Regions from separate parts of the Homo sapiens genome. Here region 2 is linked to region 1. A link is an interaction called in ENCODE POLR2A ChIA-PET data of the cell type or tissue named here. Cell type or tissue: PC-9. All regions are shown on one strand.

Region 1 (4,000 bases):
CACTAGACCAGCCTCAGTTCTGAGGGGTGCATCCTGCCATTGAATACCTGACCCTGCCTGTTCATCTCACACGTCCGGTTGTGTGCATGCCATGACTCCAGCTCTTTCTTCCTGGGGCTATGGTAGTCTAGGGCCAGTCTGATCTCTCTTGGGCTTTCTGTATTTCTTCTCTTTGAGATCACAGAGGATGTGATTGCCACCCACCCACTGCTGATGTCGATGAACCCTGGGAAGGAGATAGAGATCATAGGACCAAACTGGACATCTTTCCCTCCCTCTCAGCAAGGCAACCTGTGGCTGGGTGAAGCTGGCAGGAACAATCAGGGGCGCCACTTCCACTTGCCCAATGGGGTCCTCTGTCGCTGTCTGAGTAGCAAAACTTAAGGATGGCTTCCCAACCCAGAAGCAAGGGGAGAAAGTGAGTAGCATCCACACTAGAGAGAAATTTGAGAGTTTCTAGCAGGAATGTCTGTGAAAGGAACTGGGGTGTGCAGAGCCTGTCTCGAGAAGGCCCGCATGTGGTGGAAGGGGCGGCCTCCCATGCAGTGGAGGGCAGGAGGAAGGAAGAAGGAAAAACCCAACAACTGCTCCTCAGTGAAAAGCACAGGGACCTGCCAGCTCTGCTGCATTTCTGGCAAAGCACTTCACCAGCCCCCAGGGGACCCCCACTGCTCTGGCATCTGAGCTCTGTTAGCAAACACCATCACCCTGTGATGAGTTGCCTCTAGCCTCCTTCCCACTCCTCTCTCCACCTGCCTCTCCCAGGCTCCTGTCTGCAGATGCCAGGACTGGCAGGACCCCTGTGTCCTCTCCACGCATTCTGAGCGAAGGCTGGTGAGTCTCATCTGAGAGCCTTGTGGGGGTTGCATAGTGATTTGTCCTGACTGAGACTGAATGGGGGTCCTGTATTCCCACAGGTCCCCCACACTTAGGGAAAAAAGAAATTAAGCCATTAAAGAAATCAACACAGTAAAAAGTTATCAATCAGACAGCCAACGCTTAACTTACCTCAGAGGTAGTATTCCTGAACAATTAATCACAGTAAAATAAAGTTAAGAAGTTACACTGTAAGGTATAAAAAGCCTGGCGAGGTGCTCAAGGGATCTCGCCCAATAGCAGGCAGACCCCACCCTGCCAACTCCCCCACAGTGGCCACGGACAGCAGCAGCCTCCGCAAGGGTAGTCTCTCCACAGGCGGAAGCACTGTGCTGCCTACCCCATGGGGGGAACAAAATGTCAGTGTGAGGAAGGGCAGGAGACAGACACCCATCGGTGGTGGGGGTTCCTCCAGAGCACACCCCAGCCCACCCCATCATCTCTGGCAAATATGCAGACACAGACGCAGGCATCCAGGTGCCCCGTGCCCCAGGTCTCCCTGTGCCGACAACTCCTCCCCGCCCCTCCACCACTGAGAAGGCTGAGGCTGAGGCAGGGGTGGGTGGGCGCAGGGGTCATATCTGGAGAATGCAGGCTGGCAACACAAAGCTCAAATCCTCTGCCTCCACAGAGCATCCAGTAGAGGAGCGGGGAGTGGGGAGGGGCTTGTGGGGACACTCCGGCCAGCCCACACACACGTCCTACTTCTTACCAGTCCAGTGGATGTGCTGGGTGATGGTTATGGAGAAGGCCAAGCCCAGGATCTGAAAGACACATGGAAGGACCTTCTACAGGAGCTTCAGCACTTCAGCACTCTGGGCCTGACCTCTGCCCCACAAGTTGGGGTGTCACAGCGCTCCTAGTGCAAGTGGGAGTAGCCACTGGTGTGGTGGGAAAATGTCCATGGAATGGAGAAAATGGTGAGCAGAGGTCAGCCGGGTGTGGCAGGAAGGGAGAGGGAGGAACAGGGCAGGAGGACGCCCAGTACAGGAAGGAGGCAAGGCCTGTGGTAGCACAGCCAAAGCTCAGAGCCAGAGAGCTTAGCTGGTGGCATTCAGGAAAATTCCCTTTCAAAACCACAGAGTTGTCTCAGTGGCCATGGCCAAGCTATCATCTAGTCTATGGCAGGAGAATCTAGGGCGAGGCAGGGTGACTCAGGGGATCAGGCCCCAGCCAATGTCAGCACCAACCAACCAGAAGTCGCCAACCACCCCAGTGTGGTCCAGGCCTGATCAGTGCCCTTCTCCAAGCAGGGGCAGGCCTAGGGGCCAGCCTGAGTATCAAGCCTCCCCTGCCTGCTTTCCCAGTTGAGGGCATTTCAAACTAACTTTAATTCAGGGCTCCAAATAAACCCACATCGAAATTTGAGAAGATGAACTCCCATCCTCGCATTTGCTTATGGCCTCCTCAAGGGCCAGGATTTGGGTCTGTTGTACTTGTGGTTAAATCCCCAGACTGGGGCCTCACCCTTGGCAATTCCTTTGGGTTGTCCTCCTAGGATGATCCTGTCTGGGCCCTGCCCTGATTTTGCAGGAGGGAGAAGGTGCAGGCCCCTGGCATAGGGAGGAGCCCTGAGCCAATGGGCATCTCAGGTCTCCCTCATCACCACTGGCCCATTCAACACATGCACAGCAGGTAAACTGAGGCCAGTCAGGCTATGGCTGTATAGTGAGCCCGCACTTCAGACTCCTCATTTATTAATTCTTGTAATTAGCCCAGTATCCCTATGGCATTTTTTTCTTGTTTTGTTTGAACCATATTGAGTTGTAGTTTTAATATATGTTTCTGCCATAGGTATATTTCATGCAGACATCCCATTTCTCTGGGGGTGGGGCCCACGATTTCCCCTTGAAGCTACCCTCCCTCCTGAGCTTCTACCCGCACTTGCACGCTGCTTAGGACCCATGGACAGCCACTGCCCATAGCCGTTCATAGCTGCCACCAGTCTCCCATCGGTGTAGGGGGGGCCCCTCCCCAGGGGTGACCTCTTGTGCTGGGGCTGGGACCACAGCAGAACATTAGGAACCCTCCTAGGCTTCTGTGTAGACTCGCTGTCCACCCTCTCTAAAAACACGAGCATTTCCAAGACCTGGGTTCATATCTTACCCATTTTTTTTCCCCACTGTAAGGTCTAGAATATGCCTGGAATACCAGATAAATATTTGCTTGAGGAATGAATAAATGAGTGATGGGGACAGGTGGGGGTTCCTGAGCAGACCACAGCCCGGGTACAGGGCCACACCCAGACCCACAAACCCACAGAGAAAGCCCTCTGTGCACCCTATTTTCCCCACTCCCAGAAACCCCAGGGCCCCCAAATTACTCCCCTTTCAGTCACCCTTGGCTCCTCACTGACCTGGGATAGGTCGTCTGCCCTACCTGCCCCAGCCCCCATCACAGCCCATCATATCCCCTGGCTATTTTGGTCACCACTGCCTCATGCCTCTCTGTGGAGACAACCAGTCTCCTGGGGTTGGGTGTCACTGGTGGCCCCCACCCCGACCCCTTGGCCCCTCTGCCACCCTCATCCCCTCTTTGCTTCCAGGAGATTTTCAAATGCTAGGGCTCAGCACTCCCCGATGCTTTCTGTGGGCCAGGGCCAGGCCCAACATTTAATAACATTTAATAAATTAGTGAATGGGAAGACTTTTTTGTTTAAGGCTTTAATTTCACAGCCTGACATGCCTGCTAGTAATGAACCTGCCAAGAACTTCGTCTCGGGGAGCAGGGACAACATGTCAGTTCCAGGAGTGCCCCTGCTTTGACTTTCAGTGCCCCTTGCCCCCAGGGACCCCACAGCTCCTTCATTCTCACAGCCATAGAGGCGGGGGCCAGGGAGGAGGGAGAACTGGATGGTGCTTCCACTTCCACATGGAGAGACATGAAGGGGCAGAGGCATCTTGGTCAAAGCTACCCAGTAGGCAGAAGGGCCGCAGCTCCCTGGAACCACAGAGAGGCAGGTGGCCACACAGGGTCTCCCAGGGTCTGAGTGTTCACCCTCCAACAACTTATTCCATTTCTTTTTTCTTTTTTTTTTTTTTTTTGCATAACTTTACTCAAGAATTCTTTCTTATTACCTGAAGAATCTACTTCCCTGTGGCTAACACACATCAGTCCTAGTTTT
Region 2 (4,000 bases), 330 kb after region 1:
AGCCTCACATCTCTGTATGAGAATGAGAGCTGATTCTAATCATTTCAATCCATAGATGGCATAAAAATCACCTGTGATCTTTTAAAACACATTTATGTCACAGACTGAAGGAATCAGAATTTCTACACTTGGTACCTGGCTATCTGCATATTTTTAAACCTGCATAGTTGATGCTGATGCACACTAAGGGCTTAGGACAGCTAGCTTCATCCAAGCTTGATTCATCTTTGAATTTCCATAGTGCCTTCAAATAGCAAATGCCAGGTGGGGCATGGTGGCTCACGTCTGTAATCCCAACACTTTAGGAGGCCAAGGCAGGTGGATCCCTTGAGCTCAGGAGTTCCAAACCAGCCTGGGCAAAATGGTGAAACCTCGTCTCTACAAAAAGTACAAAAATTAGCTGGGCATGGTGGTGCACACCTGTGGTCCCAGCTACTTGGGGGGCTGAGGCGGAAGGATTGCTTGAGCCCAGGGAATCGAGACTGCAATGAGCTGTGATGGCATTACTGCACTGCAATGTGGGTGACAGAGCAATTCCCTGTCTCAAAAAAAAAAAAAAGAGCCGGGCGTGCTGGCTCACACCTGTAATCCCAGCACTTTGGGAGGCCGAGGCGGGCGGATCACGAGGTCAGGAGATCAAGACCATCCTGGCTAACACAGTGAAACCCCCGTCTCTACAACAAAATACAAAAAAAAATTAGCTGGGCATGGTGGCGTGCACCTGTAGTCCCAGGTACTCGAGAGGCTGAGGCAGGAGAATTGCTTGAACCCGGGAGGCGGAGGTTGCAGTGAGCCGAGATCGTGCCACTGCACTCCGGCCTGGGTGAGAGTAAGACTCTGTCTCAAAAAATAATAATAATAAATTAAAAAGAAAGAAAAGAAAAGAGAAAAAGCAGATACCTTATAAGTATTTGTTGACTTATCCATAATCATTAATTATTTTTATAAATCCAAATATGGAATCAGAGCTGCCTTTACTGGAAGAAAAGTCTAAGTGTTTGGGTAATAGAGACACTATGAGGATCAGGTAGTTTAAGCAATGTGGGGGTGGCTAGTGGGTGAACTATGAGGATTAAAGGTGCCGGCTGGGCACTGTGGCTCACGCCTGTAATCCCAGCACTTTGGGAGGGTAAGGCGGGTGGATCACCTGAGGTCAGGAGTTCGAGACCAGCCTGGCCAATGTGGTGAAACCCTGCCTCTACTAAAAATACAAAAATAAGCCAGGCGTGGTGGCAAGCGCCTGTAGTCCCAGCTACTCAGGAGGCTGAAGCAGGAGAATCGCTTGAACCCAGGAGGCAGAGGCTGCAGTGAGCCAAGATCCGCCACTGCGTTCCAGCCTGGGTGACAGAGCAAGACTCTGTCTCAAAAAAAAAAAAAAAAAAAAAAAGGTGCCACAAAGGTGTGCTCAGAAACAGCCGTAAGAAATGAGGAGACCAGGCTTATCAGGTCATCGCTTAGGCTAGCAGCTGCCCTTTCAAAATAGCTCTGTGCTTTCTTTTCCTTTTTTTTTTTTTTTTTTTTTTGAGACAGGGTCGTGCCTTGTCATCCAGGCTGGAGTGCAGTGGCACAATCACGGCTCACTGCAACCTCCACCTCCCAGGCTCATGAGATCCTCTGACCTTAGCCTCCCAAGTAGCTGGGACTATAAGCACCATGCACCACCATGTTCAGCTAATTTTTAAATTTTTTTTGTACAGACGGGGTCTTGCTATATTGCCCAGACTGGTCTCGAACTCCTGGGCTCAAGCGATCGGCCCACTTCAGTCTCCCAAAGTGACTGGAGTGGAGTTACAGGCATGAGCCACCACACCCAGCCTGGCCTTTCTTTTTCTTTGAAGGTTACTCTAATTTTCTTACTTTTATTTTCTTCTTTATTATTATTTTTTGTTTCTAATAAACATTGAGACAGCCTTCAAAGTTACCCTAATTTTATCCAGATTACATCTGCTTAAAAATTGTACGATATATTTGAAGGATAAAGAGTTTGCCTTGGCTCCCTCAAATTCTCTGAAACTTGTAAGATAGTGAAACAGGACTAGATCCTACTGGCAGTGCTTTGAGAAAGAATGAATTGATATGTGAAGAGGAAGGAGACTTAAGGGGACCACGGCTGGAATGTGGTCAAACAGGACGGACCACATATGCACCATAAAGGCTGATATTCCTAGTCTGAGGAATTGCCTATTCAAGGAATCATTTTTGGTGATATATCTGCCTAGTAGCCAAATACTCTGATAAGAACAAAAACCCGTGTGTGTGTGTAAGATTAGCTGATGCTTCACTTTTCTCAATGTTTTATATTGCATATTATCATAAGAAGTCTCACTGGATCAGGCCGGGCGCCATGGCTCACACTGGTAATCCCAGCACTTTGGGAGGCCGAGGTGGGTGGATCACCTGAGGTTAGGAGTTTGAGACCAGCCTGGCCCACATGTCGAAACCCTGTCTCTACTAAAAATACGAAAATTAGCCAGGTGTGGTGGCCGGCACCTGTAATCCCAGCTACTCAGGAGACTGAGGCAGAGAATCGCTTGAACCCAGGAGGCGGAGGTTGCAGTGAGCCAAGACTGTGCCACTGCAGTCCAGCCTGGGCGACCAAGAGAGACTCCATCTCAAAAAATAATAATAATAAATAGATCAGTTAATAGGGTTGAAACAAACAAAAATGGAAATATATAAAAAGAAACAAAAACGAAAGAAAAGAAATCTCATTGGAAATCTCACTGGAGATTTTTGCATAAATTTGATCCAAAATGGACTGCTCTTATTACATAAGGATTATAGAGCTGACCCATGATTAGTAAAGTATATGCTTGAGTTGTTTTTCGTAATAATATTATTTCATAATATCATTAATTAATATATTTGTGCACATACTCTGCTATATGATAAGGATATACAATATTATAAAATATACTTCCCAGACTGGGTGTGTTGGCTCACACCTATAATCCCAGCACTTTGGGAGGCCACGGCAGGAGGCCGTGTTTGAGAGCAGCCTGGGCAACATAGAGAGACTGTGTCTCTACAAAAACTTTAAAAAATTGTCAGGGCATGATGGCATGGGCTTTTAGTCCCAGATACTCAGGAGGCTGAGCGGGGAGGACCTCCCCGCTTGAGCCCACAATGCAGAGGTTGTAGTGAGCTGTGATAGTGCCACTGCATTCCAGCCTGGGTGACAGAGCCAGACCTTGTCTAAAAAACAATAGAGTAAAATATACTTCCTATCCTTAATGGGCTTCCAGCCCCAAGAGGGAGACATAACAGTTATGTAAAAAGTAAATACCAGCTGGGCACAGTGGCTCACGCCTGTAATCCCAGCTCTTTGGGAGGCTGAGGCAGGCAGATCACGAGGTCAGGAGTTCAAGACCAGCCTGACCAACACGGTGAAACCCATCTCTACTAAAAATACAAAAATTAGCCAGGCATGGTGGTGACCACCTGTAATCCCAGCTACTCAAGAGGCTGAGGCAGGAGAATCACTTGAACCCAGGAGGCAGAGTTGCAGTGAGCTGAGATCGCGCCATTGCACTCTAGCCTGGCCAGCAGAGCGAGAGTCCATCTCAATTAAAAAAAAAAAAGTATGCATAAGATACTAAGGGAGGCCGGCATGGTGGCTCACGCCTCTAATCCCAGCACTTTGGGAGGCCAAGGCGGGCGGATCACCTGAGGTCAGGAGTTCGAGACCAGCCTGGCCAACATGGCAAAACCCTGTCTCTACTAAAAATACAAAATTAGCCGAGCGTGGTGGCGCATGCCTGTAATCCAAGCTACTCAGGAGGATGAAGCTCGAGAATCGCTTGAACCCAGGAGGCAGAGGTTGCAGTGAGCCGAGATCACGCCATTACACTCTAGCCTGGGCAACAAGAGTGAAACTCCGTATCAAAAAAAAAAAAAGAAAGAAAGATACTAAGGGAGCACAGAGCTGGAATACTTGGGCCAGCTAGTATTCAGAGAAGGTTTGGAGAAAGTGCTGCTTGAGTGGATCTGGAAGGATGAA

Evidence for each region. Peaks named below come from ENCODE experiments on the same cell type or tissue, not always from the same donor. Only the 100,000 strongest peaks of a DNase experiment are listed, where the experiment ranks them.
Region 2: POLR2A ChIA-PET joins it to region 1 with 22 read pairs; 1 of 35 experiments calls an interaction of 5 or more read pairs at or near these places.

The regions. Positions count from the first base shown.
Region 1 is chr12:31,004,209-31,008,208 of GRCh38, forward strand. It overlaps TSPAN11-AS1 (TSPAN11 antisense RNA 1), which reads right to left and starts at 1,764. Exons shown (of 3, transcript XR_007063261.1): 1 at 1,589-1,764. It also overlaps a transcript of TSPAN11 not described here. In PC-9, no CTCF peak of the experiment used is centred here; a DNase peak (open chromatin) is centred at 1,893; H3K4me3 peaks cover 524 bases; H3K27ac peaks cover 3,696 bases.
Region 2 is chr12:31,338,311-31,342,310 of GRCh38, forward strand. No RefSeq gene overlaps it. Among named protein-coding and RNA genes, the nearest start is that of SINHCAF, 14 kb to the left of the region's middle. In PC-9, no CTCF peak of the experiment used is centred here; a DNase peak (open chromatin) is centred at 2,121; H3K27ac peaks cover 614 bases.